Linked DNA regions of Mus musculus: regions 1 and 3 are each linked to region 2. A link is a loop called in an ENCODE intact Hi-C map of the cell type or tissue named here. Cell type or tissue: left cerebral cortex. All regions are shown on one strand.

Region 1 (8,000 bases), 230 kb after region 2:
GGGAAGGTTACATCCTCAAGTTAGGGGAGTTAGACCCAAGGTAGGAAGGTTAGCTGCCTGTATCCGAATTTTCCCCCAACTAATTTAAATACTAATACAACAAGAAGCCTCTGATTGGGCAGTGGAAAAGGGAGGTGGAGCAAAGGTTTTCAGGGACAGACAGGGAGAGAAGAGGAAAAGGAAGGAAGATGGAGGGAGAATAAGACGATCCAGATTCCGCATGGCTTTAAATAGCCACAGGTAGCTATGAATATCATAAAAAGATAGAATAGTTGAGATAACTTGTCTAATCTAGGTGGGAAGCTTGTATTATTATCAACTGGCAAGGAAATAATTGCGTGGGCATTTTCAATTGAGAATTTGTTGATATATAAATCTGATTAATTATAAGCTAGAGTTTTGATTTACTGGATTAAGGGGATTTGTGACAACTAGCTACAGGGGATAGATGGCTGAGAAGGTATGGGCAGCTCTGAGCTAGGCGAATGGGATCAGGAAAGACCACTGAATGGGGCTAGCCTAGAGGCAGAGAGACTGTGGGCAGAGTAGCTGGTTATAGTGCTAGTTGGTGCCATTTTTTAAAAAAAATATTTCACTCAACTGACCCTCTCACTAGGAAGGTTATATACTATTTAAACAGGGCAAGCATGTAGTGAGTAGTGTTCCATTATTCTGATTTTTTTTCTTAAATTCTTTTTTCTTTAAATTCCCCTTTTCTCTCCCTTTTATTCTTCTTCCCTCCCTCCCTCCCTCCCTCCCTCCCTCCCTCCCTCCCTCCCTCCCTCCTTCCCTTCCTTCCTTCTCTTTCTTTTTCTCTTCTTTCCTTTCTTCCTAGCCATCCATCCATCCATCCATCCATCCATCCATCCATCCATCCATCAGTCCATTTATTCATTCATTCAGAGACAGTGCCTTAGTGGCCTGGAACTCACAGATATCCACCCATCCCTGCCTCTAATTTCTGAGTGCTGGTATATAAAATGGGAGCCACCATGACTATCTGGCTTCTCTTAAATTTTCAAACTTGAGTCTCCATGCCTTGTGAAGGAACACATTGCTTTTTGTCCTTGCTGCTGTCTTGACCTTCATCACCATGCAATCAACCAAAAAACTTAGCTTGTGTTTTTGAACAGCTTTTTTTTATAAACAATTTATAGCATTATAAATATTATATGTTGAGCAGAGGTAGACATTGTATAATCTTTGCTATATAAAAAATATGAACCTTAAATAGAAAATACACAAAAATTCCAACTTACCTGTCAGAGGACTGAAGAAACTTCTGAAATTCTCTACTCTAGACCTCTTCATTACCAAAATGGCACACACACACACACACACATACACACACACACACACACACACACACACACACACGAGCTGTTCTGCTCATTTGAAGCCATGCTTAATGTATAGTGTGGATGGAGTGTTGGTTGCTTCCGAGGCTCACTCTGTTCCTGATCAGCACAGTGTATTTAAATGGTTCTATGAATGACTGCCAGCCAGCAGGAAAGGCAGTGACAGTTGGAAGCCGATGATAGGAACTACTTTTACTGATATCAGTTAAGCCAACGTAGTTGTAAACACAGCCATGTTAATACAAGTTTAAATGTATTGGGTGGAGGCATGTGGTGGTTCACAAGTGAGGTCAGAGGACAGCACCATGGATTCTGTCTGTACCTTCCACCTTCATTTCCATGGATTTTCTAGTTTGTGCAGGAAGCATTTCACTTGCTGACCCATCCTCCTGGCCCTGTACAGTTGATTTTTAAGTATAGAATTCTCCAGGGTTTTTTTCAAGTTTATAGGACAGTTTGTTTGTTTGTTTGCTTGCTTGCTTTTAAAAAGTAGATAAGACAAACTGGTTAAATCATTTATTTCTTTCATTTATATAATGGCCATATTTTTATGTATTTTTAGTAAGCTTGAGTCCTTGCCTTCTCTCTTCTTATTTCTCTGTTCCTTTATCCTTCTGTTCCCCAGCTTGCCCCCCCCCATCCTTTTCCTCCTTGGATTATGTAGCCTTTCTCCCTTTGTCCTCACTCCCTCACATTCCCTTCCCTGGGACATTTTCCTTTCTTTTCTCCACAGCGTGGCTTACGCCCAGGAATAAACAAACACAACATATAAACAAATGCCTCCCAGTGCATCCTCACATGGCTCAGAAATAACACAGAAGTTGGGATAACAGAGGGAAGTATGCATTATTTTGAAATTTCAAATGTTTGCAATTAAAAATGCGGAAGAAAAAATTTCAGAACCGCTTTAGCCAATACAAGGCTTGAGTAGTGGGCTTAGCAACAATAATCAAAGAAGAGGCTATCTTTCGGGGGAGGGGCATTGGATAAGTGGAAGGGGGACAAGAAGGAGGAAAGTAGCCTAACAATATTTAATTAAAATCTACAAGAGCTAAAAGTAGAAACAAACAAACAAACAAACAAACAATCATTTGGCCAGAACAAAACCTTGGTAATGAATAGCTACAATGGACTCAAGAAGCTGCCGAAAATTAGTGCCATGTTTCAGGTGTCTGCTAAGGTTCTTTTGGTAAGTTTACATTTAGGTCTTAAAGGGAAAAATATGAGTCAGCCTTCAGAGTCTGAGAGTGGAAATTTGATGTGTGTGGCTCTAATTCAGCATGGTTGTATAAAGAAGAAACTGGCACCCTTCAGGGCAGACAGTTTGCTAAAACGAGAGGGCGTGACCCCATAGACTGAGATCAACCCACTCCAAAGGTGGAGACAACTGAGTTGGAGGTCATCTAGTCCTGAGGGGGAAAACATGGACAATTTCTGAATATATGGATAAGGGAAATCAAAAGAAATGGGCTAAATGCTGGTGCACCCTAGCTCCCAAACGTGAGTCTTGGCTGCTTTCATACTTAGCTTTTCTGTTAAAACCTTGCAAACTGAGATGATACTTGCTGTTTTAAAATCAAGCACAACATTTTTCCTTATGGATATCACAAATTATTAGAAAACTATTAAATATCATTAGATAAAATACTGAACAAACTTCCCCTCCAAAAAAAGAAAGAAAAAAAAACTTTAAAAAGTATTACCCTGGCTGCAAAATAATCTCATTTTGTCTATTTTTCATCAAAACAATCCAAAAAAATGTGAAAACGGCGCATGCTCCATCTAGTGGTCAAACGGCGGCGATGCGTTCTAAAGTAGGCTGCTAGGAGAAAGGCAGTTGACACTATCTATTGGTGGTGAAGGTGTACAAAAACAGGAACTTCATGATGCCACCCAGTGGCCAGAATGAGGAACTGCTGTGTTTGGGATTTAGATGAGAGATTCTTTCTAATCACCCCTTTCAAACTCAAATCTTGCACAATATTTCCTAAAATAACATGAATTAGATGATAGAAGACATGAAGGAAACAAATTCAAATCTTATTTGACTAGGAGGTGTAAAACATTTGTTTAAAGAGGTATAATTTTTAAAGTACATTTTAGTCAATGAATTCCATTCATATGTGTATCAATATTAAGTGTATAACTTTGGAAACATATTTTTGTTTTACGTGTATGGGCATTTGTCGGCAGTGCGTGCTTATGCCTCATATATGTGCCTGGTGCCCACAGAGGTCAGAACAGGACATTGGATTCCCTGGGACTGGAGTTTCAGACCTTTGTGAGCTGCCATGTTGGTTCTGGGAATCAAACCTTAGTCCTCTAGAAGAGCAGCCAGTAGTCTAAAGCCCCTAGCAACCTTGTGAGTCCCAAATTCTACCATTTTAATTACTTGATAAGTAATAACAATATGCAGCATATTTACTTAAAGGAATTTAGAATATGACTAAATGATATTAAAGCCCTAACATGGGCCCTTTAATTCTCCACAGTTATCCTTCAGCCTTAGTTTCCTGTTAGGTTTTTACAGGGAGCTTTGGTCGTACCTTGGCTTGTAGAACTAGAAGTGACAGGATGCCTTGTAGTCCTAAATACCAGCTACAAGAGTGAATTAACTTAGAAATCCTACATGCTTATGTGGCTTATGGAGAGATGAGCATTGACTCAGTCAAGTCCATGCATGTCTCAATAGAACAGCAGCACACGTGTCTTCTACTCCAGGTCCGTCTAACAAATACAGCAGATGCAAGGTCACAGGCATGGTCAACAGAAAATGCTGCCTGTTTTCCATCACTTCGGTTTCCTAGGGATCTTTCTGATCAGCAGAAACCTTTTAGGACCAGTCACAGGCAGGTGAGGCAAGCCGAACAGGAGGTGTCAAGGCAGAAGTCCAAGTCTCTTACCTCTAAACTGGCGTGCAAGGAGCAGACCAACAAAATGGGAGGGTTTGAAATTCGGAATCCATTGGCCCCGGGGATTAATTGTAGTTCTGAAAAAATTAATATGATGTCATTATGTACAACATACTTTTCAAAGGGGCATATAACTGTAAAGAAGTCAATATTGAAAGAGTAAATCTTAAGACCATTCCCCCCCTCCCAGGTGGCGTTCCTAAATTATGTAAAAGAAATCTGAAAGAGGGACAATCCTGACCTGTTTCCAATCCAGTGGCCATTTCCGGGACTCGATCTCAACACTGGCAGCTGACTTGACACTAGAACCCTTACATAAAAGATTTAGAACATAGGGTCTAAACCCTAGGTTCTGTCTACCTGGTTCCAAGCCAGTGTTTCCTTTTTAGACTGTGCTTTAAGAACCTCCTCATGGCTAGTAAACAAACAAACAAACAATCAAACAAACATAGCTCAGATAATTGAAGTTATTGGCAGGACAGTTAATGTTAGCAGGTAGGTTTGCAGTATGGGTATATTACAGACTTCTGAAATGACAGGGCTTTTTCCATCAGGCCTCTTGGTATTTGGCTGTTGTGAATTTAAAGCCAGATAAACAGTTCCTAAGTCATGGATACACACTAAGACACAGAGTTTATATTTAACTGGCAAATGTCCATGATGCCTCCTGTGTTCTAGATGGCTGGAGGACCAGCACAAGAAGAAAAAGAGCTCAGACATGACCCTAAGGCATGATGGAAACTTCCTTACTACCACTGATGTACACCCTATAAGGTGTATATCACCTCTTTGGTACACAGTAAATGCCACAGCAATGGAATATTTAGAACCAGAAATGCATGTATACATTTGTTTAAAGTATTATAGTGTGCCCTTGCGTTCATAGTTTCACATTTTTCTTACTCTTAAACCAACACTGAAGTCACCACTGCTTCACATTAGATATGAGGAACAGAACCTACAGTGTCTGGCATGGTCACAAAGCTGGATTGATGCTTACACTGCTCTGGCTCTGGCCTCCATCACCAAGTTACCCCCTGCCTTCACTGCTTGTGTTTTGGCCATTCTGACTCAGGGATCTGACCAAGCCACATGAGCCACAGGCTAGATTTCATTTCCTTTAATCTCTCTTCAAAGGGATGAAATGCAAAATCATGCTAAATCTATAAACACTTAGCCTTACATACTGAAATGTCATTTCTTATTTTGGAAACCACGATGACATTTTCAAAGTGCATTCTCCATGGGGCATGTCTATTGCATGGAATACAAAAGTAGTTGAAAGTCAGAATGACGTGAAAACAGAATTGCATGTGATAAACTTGAATATACTTACTGTTATCCATGTTAAACCTTGTACTGAGGTCATGGCCGAACCATCCCACTAACCTGAAATTTAAGATAACAATAGGCATTTGGTCTACAATACTCCTGAAGATAATTTAGTAATTTAGGAATTCATGGTGAGAATATTAGAATAACTTGTGGTATAAGTTATCAAGTCCTTAAGTATATAAATGTTAGACAATAGAATGAAAAGTATCAAAAATATGAAAAAAATCAATTTCTCATATTATTTTAGAACAGTTAAACATATTTACAATTAATATTTTCCTATATAATGATTGTTTTTTTTATTTTTCAAATGATTTAGATAAACATCAGTTGGGGTTTTGATTTTAAATGCCAAAATGAAGGTTAAAGGACAGTGGTACCATTTGATAGTTTACAACAAAACCCTAGAGACTTGGTCTAGCAAGGCTGGATTGAGTGACTAGAGTGTTTGAATAGCTTCTTAAGAAAAAAAAATGTATTCCTTTGTTTTGGACTTCATTTTCATTAAATGGTGTTTTAATGAGCAAGACAGAAAATATAGACTATATAGAAAAAATATGTGTCTTTGTTAGAAGGAAAACAGGACAAAACAATTTCGAGTAATAAGGCAATCATCAATCAATCAATCAATCAATCAAACGTTGAGAAATGCAGAATGCTTCAACCAAGAGTTTTCTTTCTATTTTCAGCAATTTTAAAATAATTTTCTTTTTAAATATAAACAAAAGAAGAATATAAAAAGTAATATACTCTAGGTTCCACAAACACTTAAAATCCTGTGTTAAAAAGGTAGACCAAGTTACAGAGAAAATGACCAATAGGGAAAAAAGTGATCTTGCTATTTTATTATTATTATTTTTTATTTTATTTTATTAGATATTTTCTTTATTTACATCAAAGAGAAGAATACTAAAATGTTCAAAGAGCCATGCTTCCCTGAATAAAGAGGAAATGCAAATATACCTACACCATTCAGCAAAACAAACAACATACCTTAGTCTCACAAACAAAGAAAAATTTCAAGTAACAAAAAATATTAAACTACATTGAAGGTCCTGAATTGATGACATGAGATAAACTTTATGATGCCTACTTTTGCCAAGAAAGGCAAGATGTGGATTTAGTTGTGAAGTGATGTAGATTTAGTTGTTGAGTGATGTGGATTTAGTTGTTTAGTGATGTACATTGCAAGCATTCAACCCTCTCTGGACAATGACAAGATGAGTGGAGACGCAACAGCAGGAAAGAGTCTACGTGAAATTCTCAAGAAAATCAACACACCTGTGCACATGGACATCACAAGCCACAGGAGCTGCCACAAAAGGCCATGGAAGGGTAGAGCATGTAATAAATGAATGCAGAGGAAAGTTTTGAACAATATTCAATATGATAAGAAAATATCACAAGAAGATGTAGGAAAGGGACAATTGCAATGATGTGCAGGCAAAAAGCAAAACAACAATGACAGAGAAACAACCCTGCCATGAAGGAATATGACCAGCCCCATGCCCAGAGGAGATTCTGAAACTTCAGCAGCTGCCCAAGAGTTTCACAGAGAGCTTCTGGACTTTTATCAGTCACCATGGGTATTGGGGTGGCCATTTTGGTGAAAGTACTGTTTTGAGTCATACCTGCTCCTGTAAGAAAATCTTGTTAGTAATCCCAATGAAAAGTCTATGTTTTAGCTCTAGTGCAAATATTGATCTGGTTTATTATGTTTCCCATCTCTGTGATGACTAGAGGTGTGTGTGTGTGTGTGTGTGTGTGTGTGTGTATGGTTTCTTCTTAAGAAAAGTGTTACATATGACATACATCTTGGAAATGTGATAATGAAAATAAGTGTGTGGAAGTAAGTTTGAAAAGAAAACAGGTCACATGAACGACATAAAGTTTTGGAAGGAACATGAGGAAGTCAGGGTGGGCAAAGAGATCAGAACAGAGAAATCAGCAGGGCAGACATGCCAGGAAAGAATGAGGTCTTATGCGACTTACTGACAATGTGGTAATTATCAATCAGCCCCCCAAAATGAAAATTTTCATCATCACCCTGAGATTTTAAGAAAAAAAAAAAAGAAATAAAAGACAATCTGAGAATGTTTAAAAGTTAAATTATTTCAACAGTATTTTACTGAATAAAGATTGATTTGAATCTTTATATTGAAAACATGCAATGGCATCTGAGAGTCACGGGCACACTGACTAATTAGAAGGTTAGGTTATAAGGAGTTCAGAAAGGAAAGGAAGTCAGGGCAAAGGGTGATGTGTGGTCAGGCAGAAAAAGGGAGAGATGTGCTAAACCATCATTATTTAATGAAAAGAAAAAAATAGAACTTAAAAAATAATTTTTAAATAAAATTATTAGATTCAGAATATTCTAATTTAAAATCTTGAACAG
Region 2 (8,000 bases):
CGATTTTCTGGAAGCCATTGATAGAAGCATCCATAACCAATGAACATCTTTAGCATACCCAGGCTGGGGTACTTGGACTTTGACTCTCACGACATAAGATTCTAAAAGTTCAAAGATAACCTAGAGTATAATATCTGTAAGTTTTGTGGTAGGTTATGCTAAAAGTTTCATACACACACATTTTAAAAGCTTGTGAGATGCTCGAGGAAGACCTTCTTTTCTGCATCAAAGAGATCTCAGGAATTGAAAGTTACACCCTGGCTCATCACTGGATATGAATCAATAGTAAGTATCTGATCTTATTTTCAACAAACTACGTAGTGTTAGCTTCCTATTATGATTGACATTTTCAAATCTACTAAATGAAGAGTTACATGGCAATCCTGAGGCAGAAATAAAATATGTGGACAACAGTTCTGGAGAATCTAAGTCTCACACATAGGTGAATCAAATGTCCCTTGTCCCCTCCACATGTGTGTCCAGGGCTGCTTCCTATGCTTGACCCTATGGTCTCATGGATGGTCTTGAAGTCATCCGATGAAGAATGAAAAATCCTGGGTAACACCTGTCATCAGCCCACCCTAGGATGAGTGTTTAAGGCAGTGGTGAGCAGAAATGCTACTACACATCATTCAAGCAAGCAATCTAATGTTGGGTAGCCAGAGGGAGGAATATAGACAGTATGGATGACTTTATATGGTGATCAGAGGCCCGGGAGGGGACAATGTAGAAAGAAGATTGGAGACAATGAAGTCTGTAAAATATTAGTGGACTCATGAAAGTCAGCAATAACATGCATGTTTTATGTCTCCTGTTAATGTCATAATTTTTCCCAGAGATCACACTGTTGAACCAGATGACTTGAATCTTTGATGTTCTCCATCTTCTAGCTTTAGCCAGTTAGATCTTGTAAAATAAATCCATGAATGAGGTAGTTAGAGTGTCAGGCATGACACTGAACTGACCTAACACCAACACTTCCTCCCAACAAAGCCAATATAGCTTTGCGTACTGAATAATATTTCATCAGGAGAGATAACCATTCAGAACATCAGAACAACAGCCAAGTTCTGGATAACAAATTGAGCCCCTTCTGTTCATGGGATCTTGATTCAGTCTTCCTAGACTGGAAATAAACTCTAGATATGGGTTTGTATTTTCTGATTGGTGCCTATGTCTGCTTCACTGTTTCTGATCTTTATGGATGTAAAACTAGTAACACAGGGTTATTAGCTCTGTTAGAAGCACTGCACTGCTTCAAAGCAAAGACGTAGAGGAAATGAAACCCAGGACACCTAGCTCTAGGGCACACTGTTCTTCCTAAGTGCACCATCATTCAGGATCAATTAACTTTGCAATGGTATGGTGTCTTAAAATGCATCCGAAATAAGGTGGCACCTTATAATAAGAAACTCTGTCACAACTGCATCCCTAGTGCAGTGCCCTCACTGAGCTGCTCCACAGCACAGGATTTGTGGTGACATGATACAACATTCCAAAAAGCTAGAGCACAGGTGTGTAAGGACAAAGTACACAAAAGAATAGCCACCATAGCGCACATCTGTACCATTTAAGCTTCTAACTTTTCAAACCTGGCCTCTGCTGGATTACACATCAGTGTTCTTAGCACAGGGAAAGTTTTGCTTCTAAAGGTATCAGTAATGCTGTAGTTAATTTAAAACTATTGCCAATGGCTTGTAGCTATATACGCTGGAGATACAGAATAATAATATGGAAAGTGGCTGGTACACTCATGGGGAAAGCTGGCCTTTCTAAGCATACTATCGCACTCTTACTGGATGGTGATAGTAAGAATGGTTCTGACATGCAGGTGACTCAAGGAGTCACCTCTTGTATCCTGCAGGCCCAGTGAGTCCAGTGCACTGTACACTGAATCTAATGGAGTCTGGAAATGTCAAGAAAACCAAGCCCCACAATCCTCGGACAGGAAAAATTGCACAGCAGGAAAACAGAACAGACCACACAATCGTGACAATGGATGAGGAAAGTCCAGAATCCCTTGGAATGAAGTAGACAATGATGATTATCAAGTGCAGCCTCATACACAGGCACAGGAAAAGGGTGAACGGTTTTCCCTAAAACGTTTCCTTAGCTCTTCTATAGACGAAAGAGCAGTCACATGTCTAAAGCTCAGGATAACATTTAAAGTGAGACATACGGACATGGAAAGCTAGTAGGAGTGAATTGCATCACACATTGCTGCTCGCTGGCCACCCCTCTCTCCACATCTGGGTCTGCATTTGCATCACACCTCCTCAGATAGCTTATGTCTAGCCTCAAGTTGCATCCTATTCCTTTTGCTTTCTGCTGTGGATATTCACGGACTCTAAGAATACCCAGACAAACATACTTGTCACATGTATGACCAGAAAGTTGAAAAGAAATAAAGACATCATTCTGGAGACAGCCATAAATCACAGACTCAGAGGCTGATAAAAAAATATTTTGGTTTAATCATCTTATGGGATTTTGGGTAGAAAACTCCTGTTAGCATCATGTTGCCCTATGACCAACTTTATTAGTACTTTGTATATTATATGCTATTCTTTCCTGATGTTTCATTCTTGCTGATTCTTAAAATCGGTTTTCTGGGAACTGCTCAACAATAAACTAACAGTAGAGGCAAAGGCAAACTTAAGTCAAAGGCACCTATGAGAAACTTTGTGCTTAAAGAGAATTGTAAACAAGTTCTTAAGAAATACAATGAAAAAGTTTTCACTGAGATATGGCTGCCAGTTTTACAATTTTGCATGAACCAACACACCAGTAAACACCCCACTATGCACTAACATCTAGAAACTGCACGCTGAAGTGCTTAAGGCTACAGGATATGAATAATCTTCCTGAGTAAACAGAAATAGGCTGCTAAGAACCTGAAAAAGCTACCAGAAAGCAAATGTTCTTGAGACAAACAATAGAAAATTTTGACTAATACCTGAGTATTCTCGCTATAGCTTTACTATGTCAATTATAGAGCCATTAGAAACCACCGTACAACTGTATTCAGGCCAACTCAGGGGCTAGATCTACATTAAAGTGTACACGTATGTATGAAAGAGACAGAGGTATAACTGACACATCGCTCTTACTGTCTAGATAGTGTCTTGTTTGCATCATACTCCTGAGGAGAATGTGGGGGAGAAGGGGCGGGGGGGGGGTGGGGGGTGGAGAAGGGACTTTAGCATTCTTCCAGGGAAGATGGGACACATGATTTTCCATAAGCCAAATTAAATGTTTTGAAGAAGGAAATATTTTCAGTATCAAAAGTAACTAGTAACAGAGGTAATGGCAAATGTATATACATAGAACCAAAGCCTTCCAGAGAATTTTAAAATAAAATCCAAATGTCTCTCTTTAAAAATAGTCACTTGCAACTTTTATGGTAAAGAATAACATTCATTCAATATTATAATTCTCCCAGTGTAGTGCAATGCCTCTTTGTAGGCAGGCAACTTTTACTAAATCATAAGGCAGTTTAATGGCAAGGAAACGTCCACTGGAACATGGACATTAACTATTAAATACCATCTCTGAGAATTCAAGGAGCTCCAACCTCCCTCCTGGGGCAATTTTAACTCATTATATCTTATGTTCTTCAAAGACGTTTGATCTACATAAATATCCATTCTCAGGTTCAGATTTTACCACATACAATGAGCCTACGATTTTAGGACTACATGCAATAAAAAATCCTAGGATTTTAGGAAGTTTTAGAATAGTCCAGGGCACAAAGTCATCCTAATCTTGGAGAGAATGAGTGGGTACCCCGTTGCCTGGGTCTTCATGTTCTTAACACATAATGTAACCTAAATATTTGTCGTTCAATTTCTAAGTCCTCCTCTTTATATCAGATTACACGTTTCTGAGCCATGAAATAAGATTTCTTCATAGAACCCGTCAGTGACGAGATAGAATCTCGAGTTTTATGAATTGCTGTTCATTTTTCTTTTTGATATTATAAATTGTATTATTTCCAAAAGCAGGCTCAGTGAATGATAACTTAAGAAAATTCATGCTTAGATCCAAATGAGGGATTACAGCATCTCACATATATTCTTATTTACACAAAATAACATATCTTTAGATTCAATAAATCTTCCTAATATTTGAGTACATATTTATTTGCCAACAGAACTGAATGTCAATAAAATTTGTCAGTCAACAACAGCCAAGAGTAACTTCCTTAGATAAGCCTTGTAAAATACACACTCACAGTAAAGCCAAAAATATATAATCATCTCACTACTGCTTGAGACTTTCATTCTACCAAGGCATGGGGAACAAGGAGCATCATCAAGTGAATGACATCTAAACCTAACTGTTCACACTTTCGTTTTGTTTTTTTTTTTAATCACCCAGAGCCTTGTCTTGCATAGCCTCACAGGAGACCCAGTCAAATGGAATTAGCAGTCTGTGCTGAACTGCCAAACGGCCACCAGATGGCAGCAACGCTTTTATGAATAATGCAGCAGTCTCTGCTGCCCATCTAAGATTTCCAGTGTTAATAATAGAACAATCCTTACTTTAGTAAAAGGACAAATTTGTCTGCAAGGAAGCCAGCCACTTTCTCATGCCATTAATTATATTTCACGGGACACATTTGTTTTCTAGCACGTGGGCCTCCAAATATTTATTTTTATGCTGACTAACCATTAATTTGCTACTGAGTTTAATTTGATCCTGTTCTCTAAACTGTCAGACTTTGTTTCTTCCTTTCAGATGGACACTGACATCTGTGATTGTGCATGTCCCAGAGCACCTTTCGAAGAAGGAAGGTTTCACGTACTTTCCAACAGCTTCATGAGCACATACTGTGAATCTAACAATTGCACTTCCTAATCACTCTGCCATGATTTGAGTTCAAATCCATCATAGATCCTAGGCATCAGAAGTCTGTCTTTAGCTTGGTCATGGGCATGGGACTCTTGAAAATTAAGCATTGTTTAAATAACAGATAAGACACCTCAGAATTACTAAGTCTACCCAAGGTACTAAAGGAAGTTCGATGTCAGTAGATCAAAGTCCTTTGAGGCACTTTTGTAACACGTTAACTCTGTTGTTGTAAACAATTTGGGTGGAATGTACACCCTGCAATGAGTTAGAAACCCTACACCCATGCTGGAGATGAAATGTTTCATAAGATTGTGTGTGTATGTGTTTACATGGTTTATGTGTGCCGTAGTTAAGTTTATACTGCTGTGATATAGATCATGAGACCATGACCAAAAGCAACCTGTGAGGAAAGAGTTAATTTGGTTACTAGGTCAAAGTCCATCATGGTGGGGGTCGGGGTGGGGGCGGTGGGAAACAGAGGCAGGAACCAGGAGGTGAGAACTAAAGCAAGAGGCCATGAAGGAATTCTGCTGACTGCATTATTTTTTCATGACTTGCTCGGCCTGCTTCTTTTTTATACCATTTAGAACCACCTGCCCAGGGGTGGCACCATTTTCAGTAACCTGGGCCCTCCTGCTTCAATCATTGATCAAGAAAATGCCCCCTCAGACCTGCCTATAGGCTATCAGACTGGGGGATTTCCTCAACCAAGGTTCTACTTTCAAGATAACTCCAGAGTGTGTCAAATTGGCAAAATGAAACAAAACAACAACAACAACAAACAAACAAAAGAAACCCCAAAGAAAAAAACAAGACAACGTGCCTTGTGAATGCTTGCAGGGAAACCAAAGGTAGGAGTTGGGAGTTCCGTTCTGTCCATCTCTACCTCATTCCCTTGAAACACCATCTTCCACTGAAGCTAGAGCTAGTCTGAGCCAGAATGCCCTAAAATACTCCTGTCCCATCTTCTGCAGTGACACATGCAGACAGAGGTACACAGCGCCACCCACAGCTTTTTATGTGGGTATAGGGGAATTGAACTCAGGTCTTCATGCCTGCACAGCAAGTGCTCTTCTCCCCCCACCTCGGAGCCATCTTCCTAGATTCTATATCCTTGACTTCCAAAAATTATGATTCTAATTTAATCACAGCATTTCTCCTGTCTCCTTCCTCCAACCCCCGCACCCCCCCCCATATACCCCTTCTCACACTCCTAATTCATGGCCTCTTTTATAACTGATTGATATTGTATGCATATCTGCATTTGCATGTACGTATATGTTTCTAAATTATATTCATGCTTTTAAATCTGTACTCTCTGGTTAGTTCTTAGTAAGTTTCACTCATAGTGTGTTTGGGATTTTGTGTAGACTTCTCTTGTAAGTGCTGGCATTGGTTTGCATCATAAACTGACCGTTTGTTTTCTTGAGTTCATTTCAAGCCTTTGTTTACAATGATTGCTTTGTTATTTTCTTATCCTGCTTTAAACATTGCTCTGAGGTTTTAGAGTTTTTCTCACCACTGCCCAGATTTTTCCCCTTTCTTGTGGCTAGCGGTATTTAAACACTCTGTGTGTGTGTGTGTGTGTGTGTGTGTGAGAGAGAGAGAGAGAGAGAGAGAGAGAGAGAGAGAGCTCTTATGCATGCATACTTGTGTCTGTATATGTTTGTGTGCTTATGTTTGTATGTGTATATTGGTGTGTGTTTCTCTTTCTCTCTCTATCTCCCTGTGTGTCTGTGTATATTTGTGTGCTTGTGTGTGTGACTGCGTATGTGTGTGTGTGTGTGTGTGTGTGTGTGTGTGTGAGTGTGTGTGTGTGTGTGTGTGTGTGTGTGTGTGTGAGTGAGTGTGTGTGTGTGTGTGTGTGAGTGTGTGTGTGTGTGTGTGTGTGTGTGTGTGAGTGTGTGTGTGTGTGTGTGTGTGTGTGTGAGTGAGTGTGTGTGTGTGTGTGTGTGTGTGTGTGTGAGTGTGTGTGTGTGTGTGTGTGTGTGTGTGTGTGTGTGTGTGTGAGTGTGTGTGTTTCTTGGCCTCAGATACAGCCTGTTATCTTATGTTTCTAAAAACGGAATGGCAGGCTATTTATCTGAAGGTGATTTTTGTGCCTTCCTAAGGTATTCGATTTTATTTCACTCTGCCATCTTCACCAACAGGCCATAAACTGAGTTACTATTCATTGACTCCCTCTATGATATATCAGCTTTAGGGATTAAAGCATTGCTTTTTCTGGAATACATGTGTTTGCTATTAGAAAGGAAAGAAAACCAGACTCAGCACGAGGTAAACATGGCTACTTTGTTTTACAAAAACCAGATAAGAATTCTGAAACAGATATGCAAAAGAGAGCCCTTAGTTGGAATGTTGTCACGCCAGAATCAAAGTCATATTTTTTGTACTTTATACAAGATGAAAATCACAAGGAGAAAAGGCCCAGTACTTGCTAATTTCACTCTGGTCCCTTGGACTCTTCCTTGAGGTCCAGGATTAGTTTGCTCAGGTTGTTGTGTATAGTCTGAGGACTTCGGTTTTGTTACCTAGTACCTGGAAGCCACACTTTGGCTATGTAGACACTACATGAAAACTGCAGTGAGCCACAGACACCCGTGGATAGCCTAGAGACCAGAATGCTTGTTCTACCAATGCACGAAGAAATAAAGTTTTGTAAGAGGTGAGAGTCCCAGCATGAGGCCAAGAAATGAAGGGCAGCTTGCTGCAGGTAGCCTGAGGTCAGACTGAAACTCAGATTGTACAAATAAAAGGTTCTTACCTCCACCCCACACCCAAGCTACTCCAGAGGTCAAACGGACCAAAGCAATGGCTTTATAGCCCTTTGGCCACATCCATCTATTTTTCTGTGAAAATGCACATGACATCAAATTCATTCCTTTCAGTTCGAAAGTTTGATCTAATTTATGTCATTTCGGAAACTTCATATCATAGTTCTTTGGACTGATTTGGCTCTAAAATTCTATCACTATGGTCAGTGTGGTGGCTACTGCCTTACAGTTCCGTTTTGTTCTGATTTTAGTGTGAACAGATAAAATGGCAGGACACTAGCAGTGCCCTTTAGTAGCTTTAGATAGTGAGTGAAAAGTGCAAAGGAATATATCCCGAATCTAAGATTTATAATCTAGAGCCTCCCAGGATCA
Region 3 (8,000 bases), 180 kb after region 2:
AATTGCATACATTGAAGCTCGCTGACCATCGTAGGAAAGTTCACTAATGGTCAGTCAAGCATGAAAATTCCATGGATTCTTTTATTTCCTCCAAAGTAAAGTATGGACTGGTTGTCAATAGTTTTTCATGTTAAAATACTGTTTGTCGCATGAAATTCAAGAAGAACGAAGACCAAAGTGTGGACACTTTACCCTTTCTTAGAAATGGGAACAAAACACCCATAGAAGGAGTTACAGAGACAAAATTTGGAGCTGTGACGAAAGGATGGACCATCTAGTGACTGCCATATGCAGGGATCCATCCCATAATCAGCTTCCAAATGCTAACACCATTGCATACACTAGCAAGATTTCGCTGAAAGGACCCAGTTATAGCTCTCTCTTGTGAGACTATGCCGGGGCCTAGCAAACACAGAAGTGGATGATCACAGTCAGCTATTGGATGGGTCACACGGCCCCTAATGGAGGAGCTAGAGAAATTACCCAAGGAGCTATAGGGAACTGCAACCCTATAGGTGGAACAACAATATGAACTAACCAGTACCTGGGAGCTCTTGTCTTTAGCTGCATATGTATCAAAAGATGGCCTAGTCGGCCATCACTGCAAAGAGAGGCCCATTGGACTTGCAAACTTTATATGCCCCAGTACAGGGGAACGCCAGGGCCAAAAAGGGGGAGTGGGTGGGTAGGGGATTGGGGGGGTGGGTATGGGGGACCTTTGGGATAGCATTGAAAATGTAAATGAGGAAAATACCTAATTAAAAAAAATAAAAATTAAAAAAAATTACTGTTTGTCTGCTTTTTGGGTTTTGGTTTTGTTTGTTTGTTTGTGTTTTTGCCATGGGACACCATTCCTGAAAAAGATGGAGGGAAGACTGAATGGGACTTGAGATGCCTGAGGTTTTGATCCGTGGTCCTTCGGCCCTGTTGCAGAATTCTTGTCCAGTGGTGAGGCAGAGAATCATGGACAGAGCACATGATGGTGCGCAGCTACTCACATCCTGGTCTGGTGACTGGCAGGTAAGGAAGAATGGAACTAAAGATAGACTTTGTCTTTGAAATCACCAAGTTCATGGCCATGACACAGTAGCTGTGTGTTACTTTCTCCACGTCCCCAAGGTCCAGCATCTCTCAGATCCTCAAATCTGAATCTTGAAATTGAAGGCAAATACTGATTTTGAAGTAAACTGAAGCTACAGGACTATCTTTAAACCTGGGAATAAAGACATTCATAAAGCTGATGTGCTGACAATAATTTCATACTGGATCAAAGATTTTCTAGATGCTTAACTTCAAATATCTTATTCTCATAGTTGGAAACATTTATTCTATGAGCGTCCTAATGAAATATCACTGGGTACAGCTATAGGGAAGAAACTTGGCTCTTCCCCACTCTAGCATGCCTGCCTTTCCTGATAAATTATATTAAAAACCCTCAGGTAGTTACAGGTGGGACCACACAGGGAGGTCAGTTTAGACAACCGCAGGAGTCACTTCTGTTGTGACACCCATTACTCTCCTTCCTTTCAGCCCCCCGTAAGGAATCAGATATTTGTAACATTGTACCACACACATTAAAAATACGAAAGGAAAACTAACTCTAAAAACACTACAGGGTTCTGGACTCCATCAGAATCTCCACCTAGGTGTTCCAGGGTGGCCACGGCATTGCAGTGTATTTTATAAGAAGGGTGTCATCAGTAAACAGTTACAGATGACGTATAAAAGGCAAGCTGCTCTTGTGTGTGGTGTTTTCAATTCTCCCTCCCATCCTCCTTATCAGAGATTAATTAGACTGACAGGATTATTTCACAGTGATCCTATCATTTGCTTTCAGCAAATATTCCTTGAGAACTTGCCACCTGTCAAGCCATACTTTATCTGAGCTTCTATCTTTGTAATCGGTGGCTTTTATTTGCCCTCTGGAGGCCGGCACACACACAGGGGTTCCCTCAGCTGCTCCATACCTCTGTACTCTGCATTTCTCCTGTCCAGTGTCCAGAGCCTGCACTGATAATGACTCTCCCCATTCACCCCCTTATTCACTGTGTGAATCTCAGGCTGTCTCCTCCTCCTCCTCCTCCTCCTCCTCCTCCTCCTCCTCCTCTTCTTCTTCCTCCTCTTCTCCCTTCTCCTTCTCCTCCTCTCCCTTATACTCCTCCTTTTCCTTCTCCTCCTCCTCTCCCTTCTCCTCCTCTTCCTCTTTTCCCTCCTCCTCCTCTTTCTCCTCTTTTTTCTTTTTCTCTTCCTCTTCCTCCTCCTTCTCTTCTTTCTTCTCCTCCTCCTCTTCCTCTTCTACTTCCTCATCTTCTTTACCTCTTCTTTCCATGGTCTATATCACTTCATTCATTTTTCTCTCTCTTTATTTCACCTTTTCAGTCTGCTGTTACAGTGTGTCCGCAGCCCCTTTGAGCCCATGTGAAGTATATAGCTCAGTTCCGGTTTTGAGTTGTCCAAACGAAATAATGATTTAAAGCTCAATTTTAAAAGAACAGAGAACATTGAAGAATAGCAGCCCAGATTGCTTCAGTGATATTTAGTGGGTGCCAAGTGTAGACAGACTTGTAGACAAGTTCAAGGAAAGCATGCGAGGCTGCTCCAGCTATTATCTAATGAAGGTAGGATTCTATGTCTTGTACAAAAGAAAATCCAAAGTACCAGGGGATTTGACATATGTGCAAGGTTGTGTGTGTGTGTGTGTGTGTGTGTGTGTGTGTGTGTGTGTGTGTGTAAAGAGAAATATAAACTTGGGCTATGGCAAACATTGACAGAGTGAACTTTGGGACTCAGAATTGCAAAGATTTAGTTAGCTAGGAACCTGTCATCTTGTCCCTCGTGGTCTCAAAATGGTTGCCATGCTTCCTGCTTTCATGTATGAGCCCCTCACCAAATACCAGGCACATAAGCCAAAAAACTTTTTCAAATGTCCCACAGTGACAATTTTGCTTTTGTCTTTGGAGCCCTAACATGTGACACTTCTAGATGGGCCCATCGAAAAGCTCAAAAGAAAACACAGATCTTGTTATATAAGAAGATGGGATAATGATGAGGTCATTGTCTGGGAGTGCCCAGAATAAAAGATTAGGTAAGATTTAACCTTCCTGATGCATTAATGAGCTTACATTCCTCTTAAATAATGTAATTGTTTTATGCTACAGATCAGAAAATCCACAAATATTACAAAAAAAATCTATTGTCAACCACAGGCAACCAAAACGTGCATAATTAATGAGAACCTAACTCTGCTTGTCTAGTGTATGCAAATCTATTCATATAGACATGTAGGTGTATCGATATGTGTGCACGAAGTCACACACACACAGCTTGTGGAAGTGAAGCCAAGTGCTTCATTGGAAGGGGGTGTGGCTCAAGGCTGTTCCAGTCACTAGATCTTCATTGTTAACAGTAGTGTGTGCCAATCTATGTTGACAAGCCCTTCTAGTGCATAAGTTGCAGGTACCTTCACGGTGCCACCTAATACTTCAGGGACGTAGCCCCAGAGTTACACTTGAGACTACAGAGCTGATATCCAGTGGTGAGAAAGACGAACACGTGAAGTCATACCAGAGTTCTTCAGAACAGGGAGCTGCAGGGAGGTGCCGCCACAGTGCAGGCCTTCTGTCCCCCTAACTCCAAGCTCTGTCTGCTCTCATCTCTTAGACTTAACTGTATGGCTTTATAGATTATCTGCAGTCTCCGAACCCTCCCTCTGTTTCATTGATTTCTTGATTTCTAGAACAAAATCCTTCAAAGATAAGAAAGATCGGATGCAAACGTTAATGCATCTGGGAAATCGAGGAATGATGCCTATCGGGAGACTAAAGAAATGTCCCAGCAGCGAAATATGCAAATCCACCAGAACAGCCATGCTCCAGTCAGTTTTCTTTGTGATTTGGCGCCACCTTGTGGCCATTACAAGAATCAGCGTAAATACTAATGATGGGACCTCTCTGGGGTTTTAACTAACTAGAATGTCCTACGTTGAGGCAGCAGTTCTCAAAAGCCTCAGTCATGTGGCCCCGTAGATTATTGGCTATCCTAGCTCGGCTAGATTGGCCAAATATGGTGATGTTTGCCTGGGAAAAGCACAGGTAGATATTGCCCTTACGCAGCAGCTAAGCCTAATCAACAGTGTAGGTGAGCAGGTAGTACCAGCAGCTGACCATTCTCCAGACTCATGGACGGGACACACACAAGACCATGATCTTTTGAAGTCACTCTTCTTGCATCATACTGTCCCGAAATTAAGGGGAGTTTAAGTTGAGTGATCACAGGTTAAGCAAATGTTACCAGGATAAATTACTACTACTACTGCTACTACTACTACTACTACTATTACTAGCTTTCAAGCTTTAAGACGAATTAGTGACCATGGATGGACATGTGTGTTGTTTGTCTGCCAATGTTTCCGTGTGTAATTCCATTAACTCTTGTGTAAGATCAGTGCCATCTCTCAATGGCTTTGAAGTTGTCCCCAGTTATGGTCAATACTTGCTCCTTAGTGCTGTGACGTTCAGGGATGTGGTTGTGCGGAAGGATTGGGAGCAAGAGGGTTAAGTCACCAACCCTAATCTTATGGGCTATTGGGAGAGGATTGCGACTTAATAGATGGGACTTGATAAAAAACACAAAACAAAACAAAAACAAAAACAAAAAAACAAAACATAACAGTGGTTTGTTTGGGACATGGCCTTTGTGGCTTTTTGCCTCTGTGGGCACTTTCAAGAACTGGATATTTGGACATTTACTCCCCAAGAATCCGTGTGTCTGCTTGAGATTTCATTTAAATCACCCCTCCATCCATCTAGCCACGGGGCCATCCAGAGCAGGCACGCTGCCAGGGGTGTGTTCCCTTCAAGAGAGATATTTTTTCCCCCAGGGTAGGTTTGGTGAAGTATTGGAGATCTTGAACTGTGTCACAGAAAGCAAAATGGAAACCGAACAGCAATAACAGAGCCAGGGTCACCTGCACTCCAAGCTGCGGAAGGAACCGATGTTTCAATGAGGTGACCCAGGTCCTGCGGAGAGGAGTTGCTATGTGAACAAATAGAATTGTGCTGGGGTTCATAGTTTGTTTGGAAACTTTTGATTAATAACACAGTTTGAGTGATTTTACTTTGTCTTTTGTCCAGGGTTCTGAAAATATTGCAGTGGATTTGGAAAATAAGTGTGTGTGGGGGGGGGGGGGGGGGGCATGAAGCATTTATTTTTCCAGGTCTGTGATGGCCTCTTATCCATCCAGGCATCCAGGCACAGAAAGGCCAAAACATTTTGATATATTTTTGCCAAGGTCTTCTTCAGCTGTTTTCTGGCCCCATCAGTTCCTGCCAGTGCTCAACTTAGGACAGAGGGTGTTCCCTTTTACAGAGAGAAGCTTAGCAAAGAGACACTGGCAAATCAAAAGTTGAGTACCAGGAAGTGGAAACAAGAACCCTGGAATCCATTAGCTTGGTGAATGGAGCAAATTCAACCAGAAAATGAAGATGTACCAAACAAATCTCTCCTTAACTTAAGCCAGAAGTCAGAATGGAATTAAACACGAGACTGCATTTGAAAATGATAGACTGAGCACCCATGGATTAGAGAGACAGCCAACCTCCCCCGTCCCCCAAGCTCTGAGAATCTTCCTTCACACTGAGGTATGATGCTTTATAGAAATACTGACTAATGCTCTAGTATTGGGTCATAAGCTAATTTTACTACCCTTCCTTTATTGAGAAACTTGGAAAGAAATCCCCTGGCTTGACCTCATCTGTGTGCACTTATAAGTGGCTGGAGACCACCCTGTCACTGGAGGGTGCTTCATAGTCACTGTGTCTACTGTACCTTGTTAGAACTCTGTCCTCATACCCGTGCCGTTCTGTAGAACCTGAGTGCCTTTCTCCTTTTCACTTATTCTAGAGTCTAGCTCCTTTGCATCGCAATCTTCTTTGCCATGTGGTCCTGAACCCCTAATAGCATTGCCAGAAGAAAGATGGTTTAATATTCAAGAAATGGAAGTGCTTTCAGGCCTCAATCTGTCAGCAGCAAATACACTGGATGTATTTATGAAGTTTCCAATGGCAGATCTGTTTTGCTTTTAGCATTTGAGTCATTCACTGAAACTGGATGCAAAGGCGAGCTTGTACACCTTGGAGCGTGTGATCATGTTCTCAGCTTGATACAAAGGTCAGAGAAGAAAGAAATCTGAGGTTCTCTACTGATGAAAGAATGAATTGTTATTACATGATACTGAGATCGCATTTTTTTTTTTTTTTTTGCAGTGCTGGGGAGTGAGCCAGGGCCTTGTGCACACTAGGCAAGCATTATGATGCTAAGCTACCGCCCAGGCCAAATGTTTCATCCTAAAACAAAATAATTATGTCATTTGTTTGTTGTGTGAATTCAATACTTACACCCTTCTAGTAGTCATTGGGAAAAGTGCAACTCAGTCTGTAGTTCAGACTTAGGTCACAGTGTCATAGGCTCCAAACAGTCCTGGAGAGAATGTGTTTTAGCCACCAGAGTTCTTTTCTTCCCCCCCAAGCAAATTATCACACCATAAGTTTCCATTTTCCCCAGTGTCGTTTCTGCTGTAATAATGGCTTGAGGATTTAAATCCTGTGATGTTATTGTGACTTCAAAGCCTTAAAACTGCGATTGAATGAGGCAGCTCATCTGTCATTATTCAAATACGAAGCAATTATGATGAAATAAAGATAAAATTCCATTGAGAAATCCTCCAATCAATTTTCACTTATATTTAACCAGAAACATAAAACAATGCATAGAAGAGTAAGTTTAGGTAATAAAATTGAAGAATAAAAAGCACAAATTACAGATCTATAACTGGGGCATAGTGATGGCTTCAGGGCGTGTAAATAAAAGATGTCACCAATATTGAGTGCGAGTTTGTTTGCTTCCTTAAAGAAAAGACAAACAAAACCCTCAGCACAGAACAGAATCTACCCATACCTGGTCCAGCAGTGCTCAAACTTGCTACCCACTTGAAGTGGCTTATGGATAACTGCTCACACACCGTCACATGACAGCTATCTGAAAGACACTACAAGGAGCCTACCTGATGGCCGGTGTTCTCAGGAAGGAGAATGCTACATCGAAAGTTGAACTTGTCATGCTGACTGAGGGCTTTACATCTCCGCATGTATGCCAGCTCACTGTTTTATAACTTTTGATCCCTTAGAGCTAACTTGAGCATTTCCTCCTCAATCTGCATTTCACTACTCATTTAAATTAATCCAGTTGATCCAAAATGCCACCCAATGGAGCATTAAAGCTCAGAAAGCTGCTAGAAATAGGAGAGTAATATGTGACATCATGACATATAAGAATTTCATAAATATGACTTATATGCACTATTCTTCCATCTATTTGGCACAATTTTATCACAAACATTTCTCATTAATCACACTGCTTTCTCATGATGTCCAAGCTTAGATAAGTTCAATGCCGGGCTTTTATTTATGATGGCTTATTGTTTGTTTATATTTTCTTTACATAAATAATTTCAAATATAGAAAGAGCCAGCCTGAATGTGTGTTTTGGCTATCTGAGGCTTGCTACTCAGGATGAACGACGTAGGGTGAGGATGAACGATGTAGAGGTTGGGTGAGTTTGCTCCCAGAGGTGCACAGATGTTCTTGGAATGGCCGTGCCTGCTCCTGCTCTCTGTCGAACACTTAGTAGATGGGGGCTCCAGACACGAGTGAAGGTGAAAGCAGGGTGCAAAATTGCAATGGCAACACAAATTGGGAGTCCTCCCTTTTGCTAGGAGCACATTTACCAATCAGGTAAGCCTGCTGGAGGACATGAGGTTTACACTCAACAGAAGGGTCTCTTTAACAAGTAAAGGCTTAGGTGAGACTCGAAGAATGACTGGAGAATAACCTGGGGGCGGTGTCCTAGTGTAAGCAGGATGTTGTTAGTGTGACAAAACAAGAGAAGGTCTTTCGAAGCCTTGCTGAAAGGGCAGATGGGAGGGAAAAGTTGGTGGTTAAGTA

What was found. Peaks named below come from ENCODE experiments on the same cell type or tissue, not always from the same donor. Only the 100,000 strongest peaks of a DNase experiment are listed, where the experiment ranks them.
Region 1: a loop joins it to region 2, with 6 times the contacts of the local background. A loop is called at or near these places in 8 of 42 quality-filtered maps.
Region 3: a loop joins it to region 2, with 10 times the contacts of the local background. A loop is called at or near these places in 37 of 42 quality-filtered maps.

What each region holds. Positions count from the first base shown.
Region 1 is chr2:43,669,018-43,677,017 of GRCm38, reverse strand. Kynu (kynureninase) reads right to left here. Exons shown (of 14, transcript NM_027552.2): 11 at 5,607-5,659; 12 at 4,262-4,347. Among named protein-coding and RNA genes, the nearest start is that of Gm30374, 56 kb to the left of the region's middle. In left cerebral cortex, a CTCF peak has its summit at 3,192; a DNase peak (open chromatin) is centred at 3,188.
Region 2 is chr2:43,899,237-43,907,236 of GRCm38, reverse strand. The region is part of intron 6 of Arhgap15 (Rho GTPase activating protein 15); the gene reads right to left. Among named protein-coding and RNA genes, the nearest start is that of Gm39804, 120 kb to the right of the region's middle. In left cerebral cortex, CTCF peaks have their summits at 4,254 and 4,454 (motif pointing right); DNase peaks (open chromatin) are centred at 2,176, 3,067, 3,552 and 4,461; H3K27ac peaks cover 1,171 bases.
Region 3 is chr2:43,718,797-43,726,796 of GRCm38, reverse strand. Gm30374 (a long non-coding RNA gene) reads left to right here. Exons shown (of 6, transcript XR_866181.1): 4 at 864-1,020. Among named protein-coding and RNA genes, the nearest start is that of Gm30374, 6.6 kb to the left of the region's middle. In left cerebral cortex, a CTCF peak has its summit at 3,902 (motif pointing left); a DNase peak (open chromatin) is centred at 3,866; H3K4me3 peaks cover 217 bases.